2 separate regions of the Homo sapiens genome follow, and region 2 is linked to region 1. A link is an interaction called in ENCODE POLR2A ChIA-PET data of the cell type or tissue named here. Cell type or tissue: A673. All regions are shown on one strand. Each heading gives the region's core, and the rest is flanking DNA. Links, peaks and the distances in the headings are about the cores only. Region 1 overlaps CAMK1D (calcium/calmodulin dependent protein kinase ID). Region 2 holds the start of LOC107984209 (a long non-coding RNA gene).

What was found. Peaks named below come from ENCODE experiments on the same cell type or tissue, not always from the same donor. Only the 100,000 strongest peaks of a DNase experiment are listed, where the experiment ranks them.
Region 2: POLR2A ChIA-PET joins it to region 1 with 14 read pairs; 7 of 35 experiments call an interaction of 5 or more read pairs at or near these places.

Annotation. Positions count from the first base shown.
Region 1 is chr10:12,536,780-12,546,998 of GRCh38, forward strand. All of the region lies in intron 1 of CAMK1D (calcium/calmodulin dependent protein kinase ID), which reads left to right. Among named protein-coding and RNA genes, the nearest start is that of MIR4480, 37 kb to the right of the region's middle. RefSeq lists a silencer at 3,756-3,805. In A673, for the core only: no CTCF peak of the experiment used is centred there; DNase peaks (open chromatin) are centred at 3,062, 3,772, 5,112 and 5,692; H3K27ac peaks cover 4,690 bases.
Region 2 is chr10:12,462,894-12,480,275 of GRCh38, forward strand. All of the region lies in intron 1 of CAMK1D (calcium/calmodulin dependent protein kinase ID), which reads left to right. LOC107984209 (a long non-coding RNA gene) reads left to right here and starts at 10,515. Exons shown (of 2, transcript XR_001747366.1): 1 at 10,515-10,917; 2 at 13,895-14,218. In A673, for the core only: no CTCF peak of the experiment used is centred there; a DNase peak (open chromatin) is centred at 16,068; H3K27ac peaks cover 1,017 bases.

The DNA.
Region 1 (10,219 bases), core at 424-8,423:
TAACCTTTTTTTCAATTGTAATTATGTTTTCCAGGTTTATCCCTGTTAATGCATGTAGATCTCATCAGTTAGTTAAACTGCTACAGAGTATTCTGCTGAATGACGGACTATCTAAGCTTACTTTCCTCATTTGGGATATTTACATATGGGATATTTACATCCCTCTAGATACGTTGTGATATTTATATTCCTCTAGATAAATTCTTTTCTGTAGCCATATGACATTCCATGGTACAGATGTACCATTAAACTTTTACTAGGAATCTCTGTTGTTTTTGTGGGTTTTCACTTTTTCTTCTTCTTTTTTTTTGAGATGGTGTCTCCCTCTGTTGCCCAGGCTGGAGTGCAGTGGTGTGATCTCAGCTCACTGCAACCTCCACCTCCTGGGATCAAGTGATTCTCCTTCCTCAACCTCCCAAGTAGCTGGGATTACACATGTGTACCACTGTGCCCGGCTAATTTTTGTCTTTTTAGTAGAGACAGGGTTTTGCCATGTTGGCAAGGCTGGTCTCGAACTCCTGACCTCAAGTGATCCGCCTGCCTTGACCTCCCAAAGTGGTAGGATTGCAGAAGTGAACCACCGCACCCAGCCTAATGCTTTTATTTTTATAGAATAGAGTTCTTAAAATGTAATTTAACAGGTATAGCCAGATTAGTTTCCCAAAATGTTGTAGCAATTTATACTTAGCAACTCTCCCACATAACTTTACCTTTTCCCAACCTGCTGAGAAAAAGCCTGCCTTGCTGAGGTTTTGTTTAGCATTTTTGCGACTGCTAGTGAGTGTTGAGCATCAGTTAATATGCTCGTTGGCCATTCTGTGAATTGTATGTCTGTATCCTTCCCCGCATCTGCAGGCCCGGACTGTCTCTGCTGGGCATGATTTCTGTGCACAGTGAGTGCCCCTGGAATTGTGCACATGGCTGTGTTAGTGGGAAGCCCTTGGCATAACAGGGCTATTATCTCTTTATTAATATTGTATTAGTAGGACTTGAATATTTTCCCCTTTCCGCTGAGACTTTTGGATTTTGCATTTTGCTTAAGAAGATTAACCTATGTATATCTTCTAATTCTTTTCCCCTAAAATGTTCCAACATTTTCATTGTATTTTTTTAATTTAGAAATTTAATCAACCTGAATTCTTCAAGGAACCCAGATTATCTTTCTATGTAATTAAGCACGGCCAAGGCATTGGAACTCACTGACTGAATATCACTTGCTGGATGCCGTATCAAATGCTAGGCCGAAGAACAATGACACGACTTGTGTTCCATCTTTTCCTTTTTAAAATGTACTCTCTGATCTTTCCTGTTCTGCGCACTGTGAGGCCCGTGGAAAGGGGAAGGCACCGTCAGCCACTAGCTGGGAACATACAGGGAAAATAGACCCGCTTAGTTTAGATTATGCTGGACTTGGTATTTTTGTTTCAAAATCCAGTAAAGAAACATGGTCCGTATCATTGCCTGTGACATTTACCCTCAGGAAAGATGCCAGCACTGAAGCATCCTGGTGGCTGACAGGTGATCTCTTTAGCTCTGTGACCCTCGCGTTTATAAGAGGTGAGACATGGTGATTTGTTCCTGCAGGTGAAGGGAAGGGAACAGTGACTGGAGAAAGGGAGGTCATTTTGCTGCTGCTTGTGAGATGTATCTGATTGAACGGTGAAAATGATCTGTGTATCCAGTTTTTATGTTTAAGCAGACTTTTCAGAAGCACTGAATTGTATGGCACGTGGGACAGTGTTAAATCATGCTAGTATTACATTTTTGTGTGTATGGTTTAGATACATTTCCAGAACGTATTGCTGACATACGCATTGTCTTGCGATGATGAGGATGGAGTGCCAGTTCCAGGAAGGGCCCGAGGAGGTGCAGGCCAGTTGCTAGGCGTCCAGCAGACTAGTGATTAGATGCAGAAGAGCATTATTATTCTCCATCCAGCCAGTACTGTGCAGAAAACAAACACACAGACCGTGCATGCTTAAGGCTTTCCCCACTTGGTGGGGTCCCAGGGCAGGTCAGGAGCTCTCCCTCGCAGCTTTTATCTGAAGTGGTGGGGGAGGGGGGCAGTGGAACTCATGTCCATATTGCAGGTGGCAAAACTGAGGCAAAAAAAAAAAAAAAAAAAGAGAAAGGAAGAGTGTAGGCAGCCTCATGGGAGAATCGAGACAAGAGCAACAGGCCTTGTCTCAAACAAGACAGGTGGTCTCAAACTCCTGTCCTCAAGCAATCCTCCTGCCTTGGTCTCCCAAAGTGCTGGGATTACAGGCATGAGCCACCACGCCTGGCCTCCGTCGTATTTTTAGATTGTAACTTACTTAACCAGTCCTCCATTAATGGATATTTAGGATTTTTCCAGTGTTCTGCTATTTCAAACTTTTATTGATTGTTTTAAGCCAGAATATTGATTTTTTTTTAACACAGACACAGCCAAACGTCCCTTTAATGTAGTAATTGTTTTACCTATAAGGACTCTGTTTTTTTATGGAATAGCTTGAAGCATACTTAAAGAGTGTATTGATGTGTGTTTAGTTAGCTGGGAGCTTAACAGAATTTTCCTTTAAGGTACTTGTTGAGACATCTGCCCTGAATGAGAATGGAAATAAGCTCAAAAGAGTGCCTAAAGTCAGAGGATCTGGTGAGTGGGAATGGCCAGATGAGGGATGGCCAGTTGGGATTAATCATGAACATTCTGTCCCGTCGTTGCTTCACCATTCAGGTTTTGCCAACCATGTGACAATGGAGCTATGCGGCTGGCATTGGGAGCATGTTGGATGTTTGTAGCAGTCAGAGAGCAGAACATGAGCATCTGCTAGGTCTGGTTCCCCCACCATCAGGGATGGGAGTGAGAAAGGGGAGTTCCCCTCTGAAGAGCCACCCCTGCAGGGAGAAATCTGTCTCCAACAGGAGATCTGGGAAGACCATAGTGAGAAGTGCTGTCGAAGAGGTCCGCACAGGTGATGAACAAAGGGGGTATCCTGGGGGTTGCAGTTTCATCCACGTCAGTACCTTTGTCATCCAAGGAAAATGCACCCTGGCAACAAATGCATGCATGGCCCACATGGACACTTTATTTGCCCTGGAGTGTTGCCAGCTTTTTAAGCTGTAGCTATGAGGAGATTTTGTAATCTCAAAAAGAGGTGAATTTTTTTAAGAGACAGGGTCTCACTCTGTCACACTGTAGGCTGGAGTGCAATGGTGATCATAGCTCATTGTAACTTTGAACTCCTGGGCTCAGGCGATCCACTCACCTCAGCCTCCCAAGTAAGTAGGACTACAGGTGTGTGCAACTACACCTAGCTAATTTTTTCTTTTTTCTTTTCTTTTTTTTTTGGAGAGTTGGGGGTCTTGCTCTGTTATCCAGGCTGGTCTCCAACTCCTGGCCTCAAGTGATCCTCCTGCCTTGGCCTCTCAAACTGTTGGGATTACAGGCGTGAGCCACTATGCCTGGCTTGAATATTTTATTCTGCCTCTGCCTTCAAAAACCAGGCTTCCATGGATGCTCCCTGTTGGTATAAGAAAAAAAAATGATTGACTCACTTTGGTTCCATATCAACCTTTAACAAATGGCATGAAAAGAGCAGAGATAAAATGTGGGAGCCTGTCAGAGAAGTGAAGGAGGAAAGGAAGGAGTGCTATTAAACAAAGCGTGTGTTTTAGAGTGTGGCAGTAGGCACTCATGTGGAATTTATTTGTCTTCTGCGTTTGGATCAGTGAGGCTGTTAACAGTAAAGACTTAGTGCCGCAGAAACACCTGCAGAAACCAAAGATATCACAAGCAATAATTGTGTCAGCATTTTGATGCCTTCTCCCTGTGACAAGTATTGTCATAACCTAGACCTGCCCTGGTGGTTTCAGACATAGGATTGTACTCAGAATGAAAACTGATCTGGACAGAAATTAAGCTAATCGTGTGGGTATTTAAGAATGTCTCATCATGGTTCTTGAAGCTATTATGCAGGATTGCTTATCATTGTGGAATTCACCAGTTAAAGAGGAAGATGAGAACGTTTCAGTAAGAAAGCGTAACTATTTTGAAGGATCTGTCTGTTCCTAAGCATCTACCTACTAAAGTTAAGGATATGTTTCTAATTTGAACTGGTTGGTCGGGCACTGGTCCCAGTTAATGAGAACCTGAGTTATAGGTTTTTTTTTTTTTTTTTAAGAAAAAGAATTTCGATACTTTTAGCTTAAGCGTTAGCATAAACAAATGTATGGCTTACTGTGTAATTGTCAGGTGGAGGGCTTTAAAAGACACATTTTAATGAATAGACATTGTATCTAAATTGGATATCCATTTTCTTGGATTCATATTTGTTCTTCAAGCCTGTGAAAGCAAGTCTTTTTGCTGTGTTTGCTTGGCAGAACTTTATTTTCCAGATTGGGCCTGGCTTTTCTTCGGTCAGTGTGCTGAATTAGCACTACAAAATGTCATTAGTGGTGTGTGATTTAGTGAAGATTTTTAGCTGAAGATTCTATCAGAAGGAGTTAATGTCAGTTCTAAAATTGCCAAGTTTCTGCCTGGAGAGTTGCGTACACATTGAACATTGAGACCATTGACTTCACTACTGGTTTTTTGTTTTTCTTTCTTTTCTTTTTTTGTTTAAGATGGAGTCTTGCTCTGTGACCCAGGCTGGAGTGCAGTGACGTGATCTCAGCTCACTGCAACCTCCGCTGCCTGGGTTCAAGCAGTTCTCCTGCCTCAGCCTCCTGAGTAGCTGGGATTACAGGCGTGTGCCACCACGCCTGGCTAATTTTTCTATTTTTAGAGACAGGGTTTCACCATGTTGGTCAGGCTGGTCTCGAACTCCTGAGCTTGTGATTCACCCGCCTTGGCCCCCCAAAAGTGCTGGGATTACAGGCGTGAGCCACTGCGCCCAGCTGACTTCACTACTGTTATGGTCCATTCGGATTCTCTGGGGTCTGTAAGGGTTGGAGTTAGCAAACAGGTTTTTCTGTTTGAAGAATTGATTCTGATCTGGAACAATAGGTCTAAAAGGCACCTGTCTGTTTCCTAGACGGTCTCAAGCCAAGTACCACTGACTTCACTTTTTGCTGTGTTTTATCTTCCTTCCTTCCTTCCTTCCTTCCTTCCTTCCTTCCTTCCTTCCTTTTTTTTTTTCAGGTCTCTCTTTGTCACCCTGGCTGGAGTGCAGCGGTGCAATCACAGCTTACTGCAGCCTCAGCCACCCAGCCCAAGTGATCCTCCCACCTCAGCTTCGTGAGTAGCTGGGACAATAGGCATGCACCACCATGGCAGGATAATTTTTGAATTTTTTTCTGGTAGAGATGGGGTTTTACCTTTTTGGCCAGGCTGGTCTGGAACTCCTGGTCTTAAGTGATCCTCCTGCCTTGGCCTCCCAAAGTGCTGGGATTACAGGCATGAGCCATGGAACCCCAGCTTTTCAGTGTTTTAAAACCAGCCTTTAATATTGTGCTGACGTGACACTGGGGAAAATAATATGCTTAGTAGAAAAGAACATTTTAATTTATGGTCGGAGGCTGGGGGGTAACGTCTGCAGGCCCAGTTACACAGTCTGGTAAGGGCAATAGGCTGGAAGCGATGCTGTTAATAAAGTTAATAACACCATCAGTCTGATTTGTATGTAGAATGACTAAAAAGCATAGAAAGGCAAAGAGCCAATAATAGCTACACTAAGCTAATAGGGCAGGTCATTTCAGCACCATCTGATTATTTCTTGGTCTAATTTGGGATGGATATAATTTCACCGAGTGGTTGGTTTAGTGAACTGTCATGAATCAAAAAGACAGCTCCCAAATCCCTGATTCTTGTTAAAAGTCAGAGGAGTCCTCTTGAGGTTTCATCAGTTCCATTCGACTAAGAGTTTTGGAGCACCTAAAATATGCAAGTCACAGCACATTGTTCAGAGGCTACATTTTTGACCATTTTGTGATTAAATTGCTCTTGTATGAGAAAAGAATTTATTTTAAATTGATGTGCACTTATTTATTTATTTATTTTTGAGACCGAGTCTCGCTCTGTCGCCCAGGCTGGAGTGCAGCAGTGTGAACTCAGCTCGCTGCAACAACCTCCGCCTCCCGGGTTTGAGCAATTCTCCTGCCTCAGCCTCCCAAGTAGCTGGGATTACAGGCATGCGCCACCATGCCCGGCTCATTTTTGTATTTTAGGTAGAGATGGGGTTTCATCATGTTGGCCAGACCGCTCTTGAACTCCTGACCTCAGGTGATTCCCCACTCCTCGGCCACCCAAAGTGTTGGGATTACAGGCGTGAGCCACCATTCCTGGCTATTATTATTATTTCTTTTTGAGATGGAGTCTTGCTCTGTCACCCAGGCTGGAGTGCAGTGGCACGATCTTGGCTCACTGCAACCTCCACTTCCTGGGTTCAAGTGATTCTCCTGTCTCAGCCTCCCGAGTTGCCGGGATTATAGGCACCCACCACCACGCCCGGCTAATTTTTGTATTTTTTCTATAGAGACGGGTTTATGCATGGTGGCCAGGCTGGTCTCAAACTCCTGACCTCATGTGATCTAACCGCCTTGGCCTCCCAAAGTGCTGGGATTACAGGTGTTAGCCACCACGCCTGGCCATTGCCCAATTATTAACAACTTTAGGTTAAATAGTAAAGGTATTAGAAACTGGAAAAGATTATGAGAAACTGGGATAGAAACAGATTCTCATTTCCATTTTTTATAATAATAATTGGTAGTGAGGAGGGAGTTAGCCAGTGTATCTCTGGGCTTGGCTTGGCTCTGAGTTCTGGGCCCAGCATAAGCTGAAGGTCTGGAGTTAAGATGCTCAGAATGACTCTATGATAATTTTTTAACTACTGGTAGGTACATGTCTATCTAAAGCACAGGAGAAGGATAAAAAACCAGTTCACAAACCCTTCAATGTCTGTTTTTAGCCAAGGCATCCTTAGGGCACACGCATTTTTGTGTTGCTTTTTCAGAGAACTCAGGAAGAAAAGGCATTCCCAGAGCCCAGCCCACTTCTTTTCTTTGCCCTGCCACTCACTGGTCGCTTGGACCTCAGATCGTTTCACTTGGAGAGGACTGAGAGAGGACTGGGTATACATTTAACAGCATGGAGAGCCAACCATCCTAACACCACAGTCCATTGAAACTGACTAGATAAAGCAAAGCAAAACAGCTTTTATTTTCCAGAGCCATCATTTATGAAGTTAAAAGCCTAAGTAGTCATTTAGAATTCTTTCATCACTATGGAAAATGGGATGGTTTCCTTTAGTCTTGGAAATTCAGCTCTCAAAAGATTATTTCCTCGCAGGCACCTGGCTTACAATCAGGATGAGCTGCCTGTGGGTGATGATTTGATTTTCTTTGAAATATGGGGAAAAGGAGGAAGGATTCAACTTTTGCAATTTGTACAGCCTATCATCAGGTGAAGAAAACATTTAGCATTTCAAGATTAAATTTTTATTTGACTTTTCCAGTAATTTATCACAGAGATTCCTTTTTGATGGAAATTTGGTGTTTTTTAAATAGAATAATGGCTTTCTTTATCATTCAAATAAATGTCTTGTCACAACTTGAAAAAAATGCAATTTTTGAAACACTGGAATTTTTATTTCTCCCACAGTTATGCATTTTATAAAGTCCTTTCATCTGTATAAAAATCTGCTGTCTCTTTTTACCAAATTTTACTTATTCAACAAGGATGAAGGTTTATAGGGAGAAAATATCATAAATTAACAAATTTAAGACTTTTTCCAGTCAAAACAAACAGTGATCTCAGGATTATTCAACTGTATAATATTACTTAAGCATTCAGGCACATAAGTGCATGTTTTAAAATAAATCAGGAAGGACTCAAATAATTTTTATGCCTCAAGAGAAACCTTTGAGGTTCTTTCTGCACAGGCTTGCATTGAAACTTAAAGAAACATATTACGGAGGAGAAAAGAGATGGTACTGTTTTCTAGTACTAGTGTTGAGTGGATAGTACTAGTGTTGAGTGGATAGTACTAGTATTGAGTGGATGGTACTAGTGTTGAGTGGATAGTACTAGTGTTGAGTGGATAGTACTAGTGTTGAGTGGATAGTACTAGTGTTAAGTGGATAGTACTAGTGTTGAGTGGATAGTACTAGTGTTGAGTGGATGGTACTAGTGTTGAGTGGATGGTACTAGTGTTGAGCGGAAGGTCATTAGGATACATTACTTACTTTGCAGATCTGCAGCACAGGAGAAGGGTGAAGAGCCTGATGGGGAATCAGAGGAGAGCCCCCAATAATGGTGATCATCAGAAGTGTCTTGAGCACCAGTTGGTACAAGTATTATTAGGTCTGAAGACACAGAAACAGAATGCATGCAACTCCTGTTCTCATACAGGAAGCATGTTAAGGACTGTAATGGGATGTGTACATGGGATAGGTAATGTACGTTTAAGCCACATTTTTTTCAGAATGAGGGCATCATTCTGCGTAGGTGAGAAGCAATTGAGAAAAACCTCAGGTGTTCGAGACCAGCCTGGTCAACATGGTGAAAACTAGTCTCTACTAAAAAAACAAAAAAACAAAAAAACTAGCTGGACATGGTGGTGTGCGTCTGTAGTTTTAGCTACTCAGGATACTGAGGCAGGAGAATTGCTTGAACCCCAGAGGCGGGGGTTGCAGTGAGCTAGATGACGCCACTGCACTCCAGCCTGGGTGACAGAGCGAGACTCCATCTCACAGTAAAAAAAAAAAAAAAAAAAAAAAGGAGGAAATATACCATCTGGGCCTTTGAAAAATACATGGAATTAGCCGGGCGCAGTGGCTCACACCTGTAATCCTAGCACTTTGGGAGGTTGAGGTGGGCGGATCACGAGGTCAGGAGATCGAGACCATCCTGGCCAACATGGTGAAACCCCGTCTCTACTAAAAATACAAAAATTAGCTGGGCGTGGTGGCGGGCACCTGTAATCCCAGCTACTTGGGAGGCTGAGGCAGGGGAATCGCTTGAACCAGGGAGTCGGAGGTTGCAGTGAGCCACGATGGCAGCACTGCACTCCAGCCCGGGTGACAGAGCGAGACTCCGTCTCAAAAAAGAAAAAGAAAAAGACATGGAATTTTGCCAAGCAGAAAGAAAAAGGAATGAATGACGTTCAGGGAAGGAGGGGGTGGGCAGAACTTGAACAAAGGCCAGTGGCGTGAAAGGCCGCTGTGTGTTTTGGAAACTAGCTGTTCAGCGGTGTGGTTGGGTTGAGCTGACATGTGTACGGCGTGGAGTGTTTGTACTGGGGACAGTGGCTGTAGTGACAGATGAGCCTGCGAAGTTGGGGTTAGGTTTAGAAAGGCTTTGAATGCCACGGGTAACGTGCAAAGGGATTTGAACTCGATCCCATAGACATGAAACCTCAAAGATTTAAGTAGGGTAATGACATAATCAAATCTTATTTCCAGAAGAGTAATTTCAGTAACAGATAGGAGATAGCAGGTAGCAGTGGGCTCGCTGGGGGCTACGGGACCAGGAAGGAGTGGTGGATATATTGCAGAAGTGAGAGAAGGAGGACATGAACCAGAGCCACGATGAAGGGATGGAGGAGCGGGCGGGCATTTGAGAGTCTTGTCAGCGGAAAACCTGAACGTAGTTGGTGATGGAAATGACAGAGACAGAGAGCAGTAAAGTAGACAGGTTTCTAGACCACATTACTGATTAAATGAAAAAGAGAAGTTTTGGGGTGAAGATAACTGTTTCACTTTGGTTATGGTGCTTTTGAGAGTCTGGGAAGGGCCTTTGTGGGTAGAGAAGGTGAGGTTTGCACATGAGAGAGATTAAAATATGGATGAAGGTTACCAGCCCAAATGTCCAACAATGATAGACTGGATTAAGAAAATGTGGCACATATACACCATGGAATACTATGCAGCCATAAAAAATGATGAGTTCATGTCCTTTGTAGGGACATGGATGAAGCTGGAAACCATCATTCTCAGCAAACTATCGCAAGGACAGAAAACCAAACACCGCATGTTCTCACTCATAGGTGGGAAGTGAACAATGAGAACACATGGACACAGGAAGGGGAACATCACACACCGGGGACTGTTGTGGGGTGGGGGTGGGGGAGGGATAGCATTAGGAGATATACCTAATGCTAAATGACGAGTTAATGGGTGCAGCACACCAACATGGCACATGTATAGATATGTAACAAACCTGCACGTGGTGCACATGTACCGTAAAACTTAAAGTATAATAATAATTAAAAAAAATATGGATGAAGGTTAGGAGGCCATC
Region 2 (17,382 bases), core at 8,170-16,169, 66 kb before region 1:
AGTCCTCTGCAGTGAAGTGGTGTTAGTGAGAATAGCTTGCAGGGCAGAGCCTAGCAGCATAGACAGAGAGCACTCTATCTGGGCTGGAAGAAAAAATGAGCATATGCCAGAGAATAAACATCTTTTGTCAAAATTCTGTTGGGCAACCAGCAGCTGGCACTCATATCTAGAGTCCAAGACCGATAACAGCAAACTTATTTCCTATTTGGCTTAGAGAATGAAAATAAGCTCTAAGAGTTTTTTTTTTTTTTTTTCCTCCTGAAATGGAATCTTTCTCTGTCGTTCAGGCAGGAGAGAGCAATGGCGTGATCTTGGCTCACTGCAACCTCTGCCTCCCGTGTTCAAGTGATTCTCCTGCTTCAGCTTCTTGAGTAGCTGAGATTAGAGGCGCACACCACCACACCTGGCTAATTTTTGTATTTTTAGTAGAGACGGGGTTTCACCTTGTTGGCCAGGCTGGTTTCGAACTCCTGACCTCAAATGATTCACCCACCTCAGCCTCCCAAAGTGTTGGGATTACAGGTGTGAGCCACTGCACTTGGCCAGCTCTAAGAGTTTTAAAAAATTTATGCATAAATATATCATAGGTTGGTACTAACCAGTATTTTAGTTGTTAGTAAATTTGGTGGTTTGTTTATAATGCAACAACTTATCTTTTTAAGTAAACATGAATTCATAATCTGCCAGCACATCTGTGTCTCTATCAGCCAGTTTTCTCACCTCTGAGATTACCACTCTTTTGTTTTCACTACGATGTTCTCGGTGCTTTTTTCTCACCTCTCGGTGAGTTGAAGGGGCTGATGTGTATCGCCCCCTGATATGGTTAGGCTTTATTTCCCCACCAGGTCTCATCTTGGATTATAATTCCTATAAATCCCCATAATCCGCAGGTGTCAAGGGAGAGACCAGGTGGAGGTAAATGAATCATGGGGTAGGTTTTCCCCATGCTGTTCTCGTGATAGTGAGTTCTCACTAGATCTGATGGTTGTATAAGTGTGTGGTAGTGTCTCCTGCGTTCCTTCTCCTTCCTGCCGCCTTGTGAAGAAGATGCCTTGCTTCCCCTTCTGCCTTGCTTCCTTCCTCTTCCACCATGATTGTAAGTTTCCCGAGGCCTCCCCAGCCATGCTGAACTGTGACTCAGTTAAACCTCTTTCCTTTATAAATCACTCAGACTCAGGCAGTTCTTTATAACAGTATGAAAACGGACTAATACACCCCTGCTTAGATGGGGTCTGAAAACCTGGTTAAAGTATATCTCAAAACAATAAATAAAAGCTCCTGGCTGTTGGTCCCCTCTTTGTCCCGTGGTTGTTGAGTGACTAGGTAAGAAATTAAATGGGACACTCTGCAGATACCTAGCAGAGGCCTCGGCAGGTGGGTCTTCCATCAGTTGGTATTTTTCCTCTCCTTCAGTAGCTCTTTTCCGATTGCCACAGAGCACTCCCAGGTGCAGAGAGTAGTCAGTAAATGAACTGGCCATCTCCAGAGCTTTTGCAGACTCACCTTGAGCAAGGCTGATGCTCTCAGAAGGTGTACCATTTGATCGTGTGGCTTTACCTACCCTCCCCCACCACGTGTACTGTAATTTGAGAGTTTAGTGTTAGTGGCTGATGTCAGACAAGGCAGAAAAGAGTGGTCAAGGCCGGGCGCCGTGGCTCATGCCTGTAATCCCAGTACTTTGGGAGGCCGAGGCAGGCGGATCACGAGGTCAGGAGATTGAGACCATCCTGACTAACACGGTGAAACCCCATCTGTACTAAAAATACAAAAAATTAGCCGGGTGTGGTGGCGGGTACCTGTAGTCCCAGCTACTCAGGAGGCTGAGGCAGGAGAATGGCATGAACCCGGGAGGCGGAGCTTGCATTGAGCCGAGATCTCGCCACTGCACTCCAGCCTGGGTGACAGAGCGAGACTCCATCTTAAAAAAAAAAAAAAAAAGAGTGATCAAATTCATCCCAAATGTATTTTGTTGTATTTCATATTCTTCATATTTGAGCACTTAAGAACCATTCACAAGTCAATTCTCTAAAGCAGAACATCACATTCAACAGCACACACATTCCTGAGACGTTCTGGATATTGGGCAAGGAATAATCAATCCTAAATTCCATTATGCCTTTACAGTGGTCATGTTGAAATCTGATGAGAATGGTGGGTGAGAGCTTGGGTTTGTCCGTCACCCATAAAGCACGCAGTTTGTGCATTTCAGTTATGTGCAGAGGTTTAATGGTAGATTTCTAATTGAAGGATAAGATAGTGGGGCAGCATTTCTTTACCAACTCTGATAAGCGAAAATAAAAGTCCTGTTCATCTGGGTGTTTCTGTCTCAGCCATTAATTATAGATAATCCCCAATTACCCCTGAATTCAGAGAGTTTTGCATATAATTAAAATTCTCTGATAATTCAAAAATTCTACTTTGGTTGTTAATTCTTATTTCTATTGAGCCAATCTTTTATTTTTATTTTATTTTATTTGTTGAGATGGAGTCTCACTCTTTCACCCAGGCTGGAGTGCAGTGGTGTGATCTCGGCTCACTGCAAGCTCTGCCTGCCAGGTTCAAACGATTTTCCTGCCTCAGCCTTCCGAGTAGCTCGGATTACAGGCGCCCACCACCACGCCTATCTAATTTTTGTATTTTTAGTAGAGATGGCGTTTCACCATGTTGGCCAGGCTGGTTTTGAACTCCTGACCTCAAGTGATCCACCCACCTTGGCCTCCCACAGTGCTGGGATTACAGGTGTGAGCCCCTGTGCCCAGCTGAGCCAATCTTATTTTTAACAAGCATCAAAGAGGTAATGTTTTGAGCAACCACCTCGTATTTTATCCAGGTTGTTGCATTTAATCACCCCTTTGGTGCTGCAGTGTGGTATTACTCCACATTACAGATGAAGAGACAGAGGTTCTGGGAGGCTAAATGCAAAGTCATCTCTTGAGTCATGAGCTGGACTGCTACTTCACCTAACTTGAGACCCATACTCTCTCTTTCTCTTTAGATTGCTGCCTGCCCACTGCTAGAAGCAGATAGGAAGAGGCCAGAAAAAGACTGAAATGATCATAAATCATCAATTTCTGAGTAACCAGGAATTGACAAATATTTGAGAGAGTTAGCCTCAGTTTCTTCATTTAAAAAATGAGGTTATGGCTGGATGCTGTGGCTGATGCTTATAATCCCAGCTGCTTGGGAGGTTGAGGAAGGAAGATCTCTTTAGGCCAGGAGTTCGAGACTAGCCTGGGCAACATAGTGAGACACCGTCTCGAAAAAAAATTTTAGGGAGACCAAGGCGGGCAGATCACGAGGTCAGGAGATCGAGCCCATCCTGGCTAACACGGTGAAACCCCATCTCTACTAAAAATACAAAAAAATTAGCTGGATGTGGTGGTGAGCACTTGTATTCCCAGCTGCTTGGGAGGCTGAGGCAGGAGAATGGTGTGAACCTGGGAGGCATAGCTTGCAGTGAGCCGAGATCGCACCACTGCACTCCAGCCTGGGCGACAGAGCGAGATTCTGTCTCAAAACAAACAAACAAAAATTTTTAAAATTTAGCTGGGAGTGGTGGCACATACCTGTAGTCCTAGCTACTTGAGAGGCTAAGGCAGGAGAATTGCTTGAGACCAGGAATTGGAGGCTGCAGTGAACTATGATCACACCACTACACTCCAGCCTGGGAGACAGGGCAAGACCCTGTCTCTGAATTTCTTTTTTTTTTTTTTTTTAGAAGTCAATAGGTTTTCCTAGGGGGAGGTGTTATTTGTAAGTAACAGATGAGATAATGCATTAAAAATACTTTGGTAAGTGCCATCAGCAATAAATATGCCAAGGAAGATGGTCCCCCTCTCAAGCCTCTGACCTTAGGAAGGATCTGTGCCTGGGAAATGTGTCTTGGGAACGTTTTTTATGGGAAGGTCGTGGCGGCAGCTACACAGGGCTTCTTACACGAGCTGAGAGCGACATCTGGTCCAGACAGATGACAGGTGCAAAATGAAGCAGGATGTTTCAGGGATTGTCGTAGCTGGGGCACATTTGCTTGTTTAAAATCTCTGGAACTTCCTGGCCAAAAGGCTTATAGGGTTTTGATGACTCATTTTGAAGCAAAGCAAGCACCCCAGGATGTTGCCCTCGAACTCAGGTTGAAATTTCACCTCTCTTGGCTGCCTGAGAAACTTGTTGTCAGTACGTGGCCCGCAGAAGGAATGGGTAGATGCTGCCATGTGGAACGTGTAATAAATATTGTGACTCGGCAAAGGGGTGTCCACTCTCATGTTTTCTTTTTTATTGACATGGAGTCTCACTCTGTCACGCTGGCTGGAGTGCAGTGGCGCGATCTCAGTTCACTGCAACCTCTGCCTCCCGGGTTCAAGCGATTGTCCTGCCTCAGCCCCCCGATTAGCTGGGATTACAGGTAGCTGCCACAATGCCTGGCTAATTCTTGTAATTTTAGTAGAGATGGGGTTTTGCCATTTTGTCCAGGCTGGTCTTGAACCGCTGGCCTCAAGTGATCCACCTACCTCAGTCTCCCAAAGTACTGGGATTATAAGCATGAGCCACTGCGCCCAGTCACTCTCATGTTTTCCTGACAGCTGCGACCAGGGTAACTTATGAATTGTGACTTGAGCCATGTCCCAACCTAAAGAGAGCAGTTACTTAATGCATTTTCAAATGCACTGAATGTCAAAATATTTTCACCTCTGATTAAAAAAATGAAATTGTCAGTTATGCCAGGTCTACCTAGAATAGATGACTTTTCTCTCATCAACACTCATTTTATGAGAGCGTTAGCAGAGATACACTTCATAATGCTTGGCATAGCCCATTGTAGGGATGGCATATGTATTTGTTGAATAAATGGGCTGCAGAAGCACCTGTAAAACCCAGGCTGGGTTTGTGTAATCATTTGTAGGTAGGATTATCTCTTGATTGGTCTTTGTTCACATGAGGTTTACAACATATGTTCTTTAGGTTTTTTAAATGGAATTTTTTATTGACATAATTGTAGATTTGCATGAAGTTGTCAGGAGTAATAGAGATAGCCTGCATACCCTTTATCCAGTTTCACCCAATGGTAAATCTTACAAGTTTACAGTACAATATCATAACCAGGATATTGAAATTGATATAGTTCATGTCATTCATACAAGCTACCGATTTTATGCAAATACGCTTTTTAATTTTTATGTTTTGAGACAGGGTCTCACTCTGTCACTCAGGCTAGAGGGCAGTGGTGCCATCATGGCGCACTGCAGCCTTGACCTCCTGGGCTCAAGTGATCCTCCCGCCTCAGCTTCCCGAGTAGCTGGGACTACAGGTGCTTAACACTACATCCAGCTATTTTTTTTATATTTTCTGTAAAGACGGGTCTTCATTCTGTTGCCCAGGCTGGCTCATCTCAAACGCCTGGGCTCAAGCAATCTGCGTGCCTTACCTTCCCAAAGTTCTGGCATTACAGCCATGAGCCACTGAGCCCGGCCTCAAATATGGTTTTTAAAAGCAATTTTAAAGTGGTGAAGTATGATTGGAGAAAATAAAAGCCATGTTGTGGGCCACAGGGGCGGAGGTGGAACTAGAACTTTCTGGGCATTTGTTGGGATGCTGCTGGTTCCCAGGTGCAGAGGAGAGGTGAGTTTGGAATGATTGGGGGTGTCCCTAGTAGGGGAGGAAAGGTTGTCCTGGAGTGGCATGGCATGGACAGTAGTAAAAAGACTCCTTCACAGCCCCACACAGGAGCACTGCCTGTGTTCTCTGGGGAGGGGCCAGCCCTCTGGTGGGGGCCCTTTGTGCCTATAACCCCCCATGACCCTGCCCTCCAGCCCATGTGATGGGCGGACGTGGAGTAGTTTAGGCTTGTCAGGGGCTCTTAAGTCTGATCTGCACCCAAATCCCTGACCACACCTTCCCCCTTCGGAACTAGAATTTCCAGAAGGTTTGAGAAGAATTAGCCTCTGTCTTTGTCATCCTTTCCTTTCATGGGGTTGTTTTTCTTATTGGATTCAGGCAAGCAAATAATTAGGTCTTGGAGGGCTGGGGGTGCTTCTTTTTATTCATTATTTAGCAGCCTCTTTCTGGTCCCAAATCTCATCTGCCCTCAGCAGTCTACATAGCGTCCTGCCCGGGCAAGGTGGGGGATTCACATGGATGGAAATCAAGTGAACGGCTCCACAGGGAGAGATTCTGAGGGGATGGAGACCTGTAGCTCCCCGGATAAAGAGGAAATGGGGTGAGGAGAGGAGGGGGGCGGTGCTGTGTAGGGCAAGGAGCCTGTTGTATTCTGGGACCCTTGAAGTCCATGCCTGCTGAGCTTAAAGGGTCTCCTCTGAATGGGAACATGGCCTTGTTTCTATTTAGGGAGAGAAAAGCCACCCAGCATTTCTATAGTCTTGAATTAGACCCAGCATTCTAGGTTAGAAGGTAGAGGTTCCCCCGCCCCCCTCCCCTTTTCATATAGAATTAGAAAATATCTGGATTTCAGCCCATACAAGGTGCTCATGCAATTAACCCTTTCTTCCAAGCGAGGCCTTCCCTGAGAGGTGTGCAGATGGCAATATATTTACGGCTTCCACTGGGGCATAACCAAGAAAGGGGACATCTGCATCGTATTCTCTTTCTAGGTTTGCCGTGCTCTGCTACAGTCATGGCAAATAAACAACCCACCTTCCCCAGGAATGACTAATTCATAAACACATAACTACACAACTACAGCTTATGATGTGGAAACCTGGATAGCTTATTTCCGGGAAAAGCTAATATCATAAAAAGCTTTTGTAAATGTGTTTATTAGTATATTATTTCATAAGCTTTTAAGAATCCAATTTTAAAATGTGCACCTTCTGGAGAAAACAATGTTATATTTTACTTGGAGAACACTTTAGTGGAAATGACCCTTTCAAAGGATTTGGTAAATGCATGTGTTAGATTCATCTTTTCAGTCATTGTATATAATCAGTTCTTTCAGAACCTTTTTTCTTCCTGGCTGATTGTTTTTTTTCCTGTTGTCACTTTTTTGGTGTGTTAGGGTACCATTCTTCTTAAGTATCGAACACTTTATCAGGGCATATTCTGATAGTTATATAAATGGGAGAATACCAGACAGAAGGATAGTGAATATTTGCTTGATTGCTTTAGATTTTTCTTTGGACTTGAAGATATGTCTAAATGATTTCAAATGTTCATTTGTTAATAAACAACCAGATTGTTAGGTTTTTCAGATTGTCTCAAAAATGTCCATGATTATATAAATATAGCTAGCCTTGAGGTCTGCATTTACCTCCTGGATTTCATAACAATTCTCTATAATGCTTTTGAAAACTTTGGCTTTCTATATGGTATATTTAGGGCAGCTTTTTTAAATTTAGGAAAGTGTGCCATGCCATTCCTTTGTATGATATATAAAGACTTGACCAGGAGTATAAAAATCAACTCTAATCCCACCACTCAGAAATAACCACTGTGAGATTTTTTATGTATTTTCCAGACCTTTTCTGTGCATAGTCAACACAATTGCTTTTGTATTGTGTGTTGTTTCTTCCCTTTTCCACAGAGTGACATATCTTGGGCATTTACCCATATTGTAAATTTTTCACTAAAATCCCTAAAATACTGTGTATGCTTCTTCTTCTTCTTTTTCTTCTTCTTTTTTTTTTCTTCCAACATGGAGTCTCGCTCTGTCGCCCAGGTGGAGTGCGGTGGCGCGATCTCTTCTCACTGCAACCTCTGCCTCCTGGGTTCAAGCGAGTCTGCTGCCTCAGCCTCCCGAGTGGCTGGAATTACTGGTGCCTGCCACAACACCCGGCTAATTTTTGTGTTTTTGGTAGAGATAGGGTTTCACCATGTTGGCCAGGCTGGTCTTGAACTCCTGGCCTCAAGGGATACACCCACCTCCGGCTCCCAAAGTGCTGAGATTACAGGCGTGAGCCACCTTGCCCGGTCGTGTGTGGTTTTTGAATCCCAAGAAACCATGGCTTGAGGTGTGCTTATGGCCCAGTGTACTGCCACCACCTCTGTACTAAACCAAGCCACCTTGTGTGTGTGTACGTGCGTGCGTGCGTGTGTGCGTGGTGGGGCTGTGCTCCAGGAGCCCTGGTTGATTTGCCTTCTTTTTGTTAGAGCCGCTTTATGACTTCCCCTCTTTCTTTTTTGCTCCTTTTCCTCCTTCCTCCCTTTGTGTCTTTTTCCCACATTATTTTCCTCCATGCTTTTTTCTAGTTCTACTTTCTTGTGTGCCTGTATCTGTATCGATCTGAAGCTTGAGGCTGAGTGGCCACTACTGGTGACTGATTCCCCCACCCCAGCGCACATGTTCACTGCAGGCTGCAGGAAACAGGCTTTGTCCCACTTTCAAAGTGGGAATCAGCCCTGCTCTGGATCAGCCCCTGGTCTGGATCAATGTGTCTGGGTCCATGTGGGAGTGGCTTCCTCTATGGTTCTCTTTCATGTTTACCTTTGGGCATGAGACCCAAATGCTGTCTGTGTTGACCGCTGACTGTAAACAGCACCTCGTTCAAGGTGGTGAACCTGTTTCTTAGTGGCCAGGGTAGGGCTGGCTGTGTGCTGGCTGTGTACACATCAGGTGACCATGTGAACCGTGTCCGAGGTCCTTTGACTAGAGCTCAGCAGCCTAAAACCTGAGGAGGAACAGGGCAGGAGCTATCCAGGTTGACAGGGTATTGGCCAAGGGCCTTTCAGCTCATTCCTTCCTGAGAATCAAGAAAGGCAGGGCTAGAATGCCTGCCCCTTCACTCCCACCCCTCCTGGTTCTCCACTGAGCTCCCTGCCTGCAGAATGGATCTGATTTCTTCCTTTCCTGCGAGCACTATTTATTCCTTTCCTGCTAAGGAGAGATATGTTGAAAAAGCTGTCTCTGGCCAGGTGTGGTGGCTCATACCTGTAATCCCAGCACTTTGGGAAGCCGAGATGGGAGGATCGCTTGAGCCCAGGAGTTCAAGACCAGTCTGGGCAACATAGCAAGACTCTCTCTCTACAAAAAAATACAAAAAAATTAGCAGGGCTTGGTGGTGCGTACCTGTTGTCCCAGCTACTCTGGAGGCTGAGGTGGGAGGATCACTTGAGCCCAGGAATTTGAGGCTGCATTCAGCTATGATTGCACCATTGCACTCCTGCCTGGGAGACAGAGTAAGACTCTGTCTCAAAAAAAAAAAAAAGAAAAAGAAAAGAAAAAGAAAAAAGGAAAAGCTGTCTCTGAGTTTGACTTGATTCCTGTTTAATCTGAGATGCGTCCACCCTTAACCTTCTCCTTTGTCGAGTTCACAGTCACTTGTAACTCTCTTTACTAAGGTGTGGGGACACGCTGAGACACAGCGATGCTCTGCCTTCATTTCCCCCTTGCCTGTCTGTGTTTTCATGTCTAAACTTATCACGAGCATGTATAGGTTAGGCCTGGTGAGCTCTGTAGGCCTCAGATGGTCCATGTCCCATATTCTGCTTGCTCTTCCTCATGTGCCTTGAGCTTCTTTCCTTCCTGTGATTCAAAACCTTGCTCTGCTTCTTCTCATTCGAACACATCCCTTCTCCCTCTATGCAGGGAGGCCTCGCTTGTTGGGTTGTTTCTTGTTTTTTCCTCTCCCTTCATCCCTAGTCACTGTCTCACTCTTCAGTTCGGCACTCAATTCATTCAGCTTATTTTATTTTATTTTTTGAGATGGAGTCTTGCTCTGTCACCCAGGCTGGAGTGCAGTGACATGATCTCGGCTCACTGTAACCGCCTCCTGGGTACAAGCGATTCTCCTTCCTCAGCCTCCTGAGTAGCTGGGATTACAGGCATGCGCCACCCCGCCTACCTAATTTCTGTATTTTTAGTAGAGATGGGATTTCGCCACGTTGGCCAGGCTGGTCTCGAACTCCTGACCTCAGATAATCCACCCGCCTCGGCCTCCCAAAGTGCTGGGATTACAGGCGTGAGCCACCGCGCCTGGCCTCATTCACTCGGCTGTTATTGATCATTTTCTATATGCAGGGCCCTTAACTTGAGGCTGCGAGTACAGGGATGAGTGGCTCAGTTCTTGCCTTGCAGGAACTCGCTGCTCCTTACCCAGGGAGCCAGGGAAGCTGAAATATCCATGTGGGGATTGCTCTGAGGTGGCCAGGATGAGCAGAAACACAGAGGAAAGTGAGCGTATGCCTGACCGGAAGTCAGGAAAGCTGTAGATGGTAAACAGATGCCTGTTAGAGTTTGCTGGGCCAATGTGGGGCAGGAGGGGAGAGGGTGCGCCAGGTGGAAGCAATGGTGGATGCAGAAGCTGTAGGCACAGACAGGTGTGGCATGCTGGGGCACAGGCCAGCAGCGATGTCATGTGGGAATCCAGGGGGAGAAGTTGCACTTGGAAAAAGTAGGCTGTGGCCACATCGTGAAGACCTTTGCCTATCAAAATCATAACAATAGTGAACTGAGGCTGGGTGTGGTGATGTAATTCCAGCTACTCGGAAGGCTGAGGCAGGAGAATTGCTTGAACTTGGGAGGTGGAAGTTGCAGTGAGCTGAGATCACACCACTGCACTCCAGCCTGGGTGACAGAGCGAGACTCTGACTCAAAAAGAAAAAAAAACTGTAACAATAATGAACCCTTTCATAGTCCTTATTATGTGCAAGGTATTGTCTGGTATTTCGTAGATATTAATTCACTCAATCCTTATAACAACTGTAGGAGGTAGGAACTGCTATTGTCTCCATTTTACAGATGGAAGAACTGAGGCCAGAGAGGCTGAGATTTGTTGAGGTCACCTGGCAGCAGGCTGTAGGGCCAGCTGCAAGCCCGGGGAGTCTACACTGGTGACTAGATGGCGGAGTCGGCTCTCCCAACCGCCCAGCTGCTGCTCTCACACTCTAGAGTTGGACTTGATCCTGCGAGCATTGCAGAGCCATGGAGAGGTGTTAAGTAACAGGGAAAAGGATCTCAAATTTGTCAAGGTAATTCCTTATCCTGAGAGACACATGGAGATTTGAACCAGGGAGACTGCTAGGAAGTCCTCTGCAGTTTTTGTAGGGGATTCTCATGGAACTTTCTTTTAGAACCTCTTTCTTACAATTGTGAGTACTGAAAAGGCAATTCTGGAACCTATTTTTAAACCCAGGATAGTTAATAACAAAACTAATGGCATTTAATATTTGAATTAAGTCATATGTTGACAGGATTTAGAGTCCCCTTGGACTTCCTTTTTACTTCTGGGTCCAGTGGGAGGCTGGTGGTTCCACCAACAGTGCCTTTGGGAGTCAGAGGAAGAGGGGAGGGGCAGGAAGCAATAGGCTAGACTGTGTCACCATGTCCCTAACTGCTACCTCTTCAATGAGGATCGTTCTTTTTTTTTTTTTTTTTTTGAGAGAGTCTTGCTCTGTCACCCAGGCTGGAGTGCAGTGGTGCAATCTCGGCTCACTGCAAGCTCCGCCTCCTGGGTTCACACCATTCTCCTGCCTCAACCTCCTGAGTAGCTGAGGAGCCCACCACCACGCCTGCCTAATTTTTTATGTATTTTTAGTAGAGATGGGGTTTCACCGTGTTTTCCAGGATGGTCTCGATCTCCTGACCTAAGAATCCGCCTGCCTCGGCTTCCAAAAGTGCTGGGATTACAGGCGTGAACCACCGCACCTGGCCCGAGGATGGTTCTTTAACCATCCTATTTATTGTGTTAAAACATTGCATAACATAAACTTTACCATTTTTAACCATTTATTTGAGGTAGATATTATTATTTTTGTTGTTTTAACTTTTATTTATGTTCAGGGAGTTGTACAGGTTTGTTATATAGGTAAACTCATATCATGGGGGTTTGCTGTACAGATTTTTTTTATCACCCAGGTACTAAGCATAGTACCTGATAGTTATTTGTTCTGAGTCTCTCCCTCCTCCCACCCTCTACCCTCAAGCAGACCCAGTATCCGTTGTTCCCCTCAAGGTGTCCATGTGTTCTCATGATTTAGCTCCCACTTATGAGTAAGAACATGCAGTATTTGGTTTTGCGTTCCTGCATTTTTTTTTTTGCTAAGGCTAATGGCCTCCGGCTCCATCCATGTTCCTGCAAAGGACATGATCTTGTTCTTTTTTATGGCTGCATAGTATTCCATGGTGCATATGTAACACATTTTCTTTATCCAGTCTGCCATTGATGGGCATTTAGGTTGATTCCATGTCTTTACTACTGTGAACAGTGCTGCAGTGAACGTAGCATGCATGTGTCTTTATGGTAGGATGGTGCACATTCCTTTGGGTATATACCTAGTCATGGAATTGCTGGGTCGAATTCATTGTAATCATCTTATAATGTGCAGTTCGGTGGCATTGAGTACATTCACATTATTGCGCAACCATCACCACCATCCATGTTTTGAACTCTTCCTATCTTGCAGAACTGACACTCTGCACCCATTAAACAACAAGCCCCCCATTCCTCCTCTCCCCAGCACCTGGCAGCCACCATTCTGCTTTCTGTCTCCACGAATTTGACTACTCTAGGGATCTCATATAAGTGGAGTCATACTGTATGTGTCCTTTGTGTCTGGTCTGTTTCACTTAGCATAATGTCCTCAAGGTTTGTCCATGTTGCAGCATGGGTCAGGATTTCCTTCCCCATTAAGCCTGGGTAATATTCCACTGTCTGGCTGTACCACCTTTTGTTTATCCATTCCTCTATCCATGGGTACCCGGGTTGCTTCTACCTGTTGGCTATTGTGGGTAATGCTGTTGTGAACATGAGTGTACAAATATCTGTTTGAGACCCTTCCTGCAGTTCCTTTAGGTCTTCTGTGAGTTCTTCACCCCTCCTAGGTCTGAGTTTGGGAACTAGGATTAGTTCGTTGATGGACATGGAAGTTGCTTCCTTCTCCCCTTTTTTTGCTGCTGTGTCACATGAATCATATGCATATGATGTTAGAGATGGACTTCAGAGGGACTGTGTTCTAGAACTGGTTCTCCTCGCACTTGTATTCAATAGGAACCACAGTGAACATAGTTCATGCTAGAGGCATGGCTCCCTGAGTGATGGCGGTGCTAGAAGAGTTGACAGGAGAGGGAGGGGTGGGGAAAGTGGTGATTTGAGCGCAGCGTAGGAAATAGACATTATGGGAATTCATCAGTTTGCACTAAATGGTGGTACATGAGGAAGAGAGAAGTCTAGGCCGGGTGGGGTGGCTCATGCCTGTAATTCCAGCAGTTAGGGAGGCCGAGGGGGGGCGGATCACGAGTTCAGGAGTTTGAGACCAGCCTGACCAACATGGTGAAACCCCATCTCTACTAAAAATACAAAAATTAGCTGGGCATGGTGGCACGTGCCTATAATCCCAGCTACTCAGGAGGCTGGGGCAGGAGAATAGCTTGAACCTGGGAGGCGGAGGTTGCAGTGAGCCGAGATCACACCACCGCACTCTAGCCTGGGCAACAGAACGAGACTCTGTTTCAAAAAAAAAAAGAAGTCTAGAGTGAATCCCAGATCTCTAGCTTGGGTGACTAGATGACCATGAACTAGGATGTCTGGAAAAGGGGGAGGGTGGGTTGAGAGACCACAGAGCATGCATTTATTTTAGGGCACCCCAGAACAGGGGAGGAAGCCCCTTGGGATCTACAGACGATCTGCAGGGTAAAGATAATTACAATGTGACTATAAAATGAAGCTGGAAAAATGAAATAAAGATACCGTATAATGAGTGTAAATTTAGATCCTTACTCAGCGAAGATCATTATATTTCCTTACAAAAATTTCTCTTATCATGTCGAGATTTTTTAATTTCGGGAATCTGGAGTGGGGAGGGTCATATGTTCCTGGTTTGTTTCGAAGGTGACAGATGAAACTGGGAGGATAATTTGATATTAAATGTGATAAGTATTTCCACCTCTTTTCTTACCCTACTTTGAACTTGAAGTTGGGATTAGTCATGGCAGCTTTTCTCTTACCAGCCCTTCATCGTCTGGCCCCATAAGTCCCTTCTCAGCAGGCCTGCCCATCTGTACACTGGAGGAAACCCAGCTCTCCGTTCTGTCTGCTCCAGGTCCTGTTATGTGGGATTGGAGTGAAGCCCACAGTTAGAGGAGTGGCTGTTACGGGAAAGACAATGAGTTTACTGGCAGGTAACTTGCTCTTGTGCTGCTGTTGGAATATCCAGGCAGAGTTATGTAGGCAGTTGGGTGGAGAGGTCTGATGCCTAGGATGGACCTGAAGCTTGAGGGATTATGGAGTCATCGCCAATGCCCGGGGCATGGGATTGTCAGAAAGAACGCAGGTCACAAGAAGAAGAGAAGTCCTGGCTAGGTGCGGTGGCTCACACCTGTAATCCCAGCACTTTGGGAGGCCGAGGCGGGCAGATCACTGGAGGTCAGGAGTTCGAGTCCAGCCTGGCCAACATGGTGAAACCCCGTCTCTACTAAAAATACGAAAATTAACTGGGAGTAGTGGTGGACACCTGTAATGCCAGCTACTTGGGAGGCTGAGGCAGGAGAATGCTTGAACCTGGGAGGCGGAGGTTGGAGTGAGCCAAGATCATGCCATTGCACTCCAACCTGGGTGACAGAGCAAGACTCTGGCTCAAAAAAGCAGAAGATTGTCCTCTTCATTGTTTACTCCTGTGTCCATCTGAGATGACTGGGGAAGACGAAAGGGGCACGATTAGGAGGCGGAGTCTCCCCTGGAGTGTGGTCCCATTCTACTCTCTTCATAGGCACCACTGCAGACTCCAGAGCAGGAAGAACGGGATTTAGGTAGACAGGTGAAGGGGCTGGAAGAGACAGGACGATGTGTGGTAGTCACATGGGCCAGGGAAGTGGAGCCCACAGAGGAGACTGTGGAGGGAGGGGCAGGGTGTTCAGATGAGAACCAGGGCAGACGGTGTCTTGGAAGTCAAGGGGGAAGAAGCTGAAGGCGGAGGGAGTGCTCACCTGTGCGATGCCAGAGGGGAAAGGTGATTGACAAACATCCACCGTGTTTGGCTGCGGGGAAGCCTTCGTGACCTCTGCCATCGTTTCAGGCAGTGGTGGTGTTGGATCCCATGGAATCCCGTATGCTTTATTCCAGTCTTGTAGATGGGATTCTTTCAGCACATTCTCTCCTTAGTTCCTGAATTCTAGATGCTGTCCATCTGGCTATTATGCCTCTTTATATCACCTTTTCTTTTTTTCTTTTTCTTTTTTTTTTTTTTGGAGACAGAGTCTTGCTCTGTCACCCAGGCTGGAGTGCAGTGGTGTGATCTTGACTCACTGCAAGCTCCGCCTCCCGGGTTCATGCCATTCTCCTGCCTCAGCCTCCTGAGTAGCTGGGACTACAGGTGCCCTCCACCACGCTCTGCTAATTTTTTTGTATTTTTTTAGTAGAGACGGGGTTTCACCGTGTTAGCCAGGATGGTCTCGATCTCCTGACCTCGTGATCCACCTGCCTCGGCCTCCCAAAGTGCTGGGATTACAGGCGTGAGCCACTGCACCCAACCTGTACTTATTTTTTGAGACAAGGTCTCGCTCTGTCACCCAGGCTAGAGTGTTGGTGTGATCATGGCTTACTGCAGCCCCAACCTCGTGGACTCAAGCAATTCTCTCACCTCAGCCTCCTGAGTACCTGGGACTACAGACATGTACCACCATCCTGTCTAATTTTTTTTTTTCTATTTTTTGTAGAGACAGTGTCTCTTTATGTTGCCCAGGCTGGTCTCAAACTCCTGGCCCCAACGAGTCCCAGCATTTATAGGCATGAGCCACTGCCCCTGGCCTGTCCTTATTTTAACAGTAATACGGGGTGCACTTTTATTTCCTGGAATTCCAAATCCAAGGTACTTGAGGAGTCAGAGTTGGTGGGGATCTCTGTGGATCTTGAAACTTGGATCACAGGTAACCTGGACTGGCGACCCCAAATCCTGAGGAACTGTGAGTTTCCTGTCTCTTGGGCACTGTGCAGTAGGATCTTAGCCTCTCTCTCATGCTCTCCTTTAAACCGCTTCCCTGTTACAGATTCCATCCTCCCCGCTGTTTCTGAGTTACTGCTGTTTGGTAAATCTGTTCTGCTGACATGAATGATAATAATAGTCATCGCCACAGCGTCCTGAGCGCCTGCAACGTTTAGGGCCCTCTACCAAGTGTTTGACGTATTTTCTCCTTTAATTCTTACAATAGCCTTATGAGGTGCGCCCAATTAACTCTTTTTTTATGAATGGGGGAACTCTGACTCAGAATCATTTTAGTAACTTTTTTGGGAGCCAATGACTCTCAAACTTGAAGATGCATCATAGTCTCCTGTGGAGTATGTGAAAACGGCTCCTGGCCCTGCCCACGGCGCTGCTGAGCCAGTGGGTCCCCAGTGACGCTGGAGAAGCTGCATTTTTTTTTCTTTTTTTCTTTTTTTTGAGACGGAGTTTCACTTTTGTTGCCTAGGCTGGAGTGCAGTGGTGCGATCTTGGCTCACTGCAACCTCTGCCTCCTGGGTTCAAGTGATTCTCCTGCCTCAGCCTCCCGAGTAGCTGGGATTGCAGGTGCGCACCACCACGCCTGGCTAATTTTTTGTATTTAGTAGAGATGGGGTTTCACCATGTTGGTCAGGCTGGTCTCGAACTCCTGACTTCAGGTGATCCATCTGCCTCAGCCTCCCAAATTGCTGGGATTATAGGCGCCAGCACCGAGCCCGGCCGAGAAGCTGCATTTCTAACAAGTTCCCCAGCAGTGCTGCTGCTGCCGCCGCTGCTGTGGGGACCATGCTTTGAGCAGCTCTGTGCTGAGTCTCCCACTCAGCCAAGGGGCAGGACAGGGACTCTCACCTGGGCCTGTCTCTCGCCCCACAGGTGTGCTCTGGCCTTTAGAGTATGTACAGCTCAGGAGCCCGCAGCAGAGGGAAGCCTGTCACTGCCCAGGAGGCACGGGTAGGTTCAGGAGAGCGGCTCTTCTTTCTTCTGGCTGGGATCCTGGCATGCATGGGTGTACCAAGGCAAAGGGACGGGGCAGGAGGAGGAGCCGAGGGAGTGCATTGTCTGTGCAGAACTTAAAGCAACAATAAAATCCACTATAACGCAGTCTGCTGCTTATTATCACTGTGTCCACAGTTCTCAACGACGTCCTGGATACATGCTCTGCTTTCTGCCCCCCCAAATGCCACTTCCTGGCAGCCAAAGACTAAAAAAAGGCCTAAGCACCCCTTCATTGTTGGGGCCCTGGTAAGCTCCAAATTCAGTGACCTTGTCTTCTGCTTCTTGTCTGTTTCCCACACATCTCTGGTCACTGGGTAGGGGCTTGGTCCACACCTGCTTGGCAGATCCTTCCTGTTTCCTCTAGTTGTTGATACCAAAATAATCTAATTTAAAATACTTGGCCGGGCTCGGTGGCTCACACCTGTAATCTCAGCACTTCGGGAGGCCGAGATGGGTGGTCAGGAGTTCGAGACCAGCCTGGCCAACTGAAATCCGGTCTCTACTAAA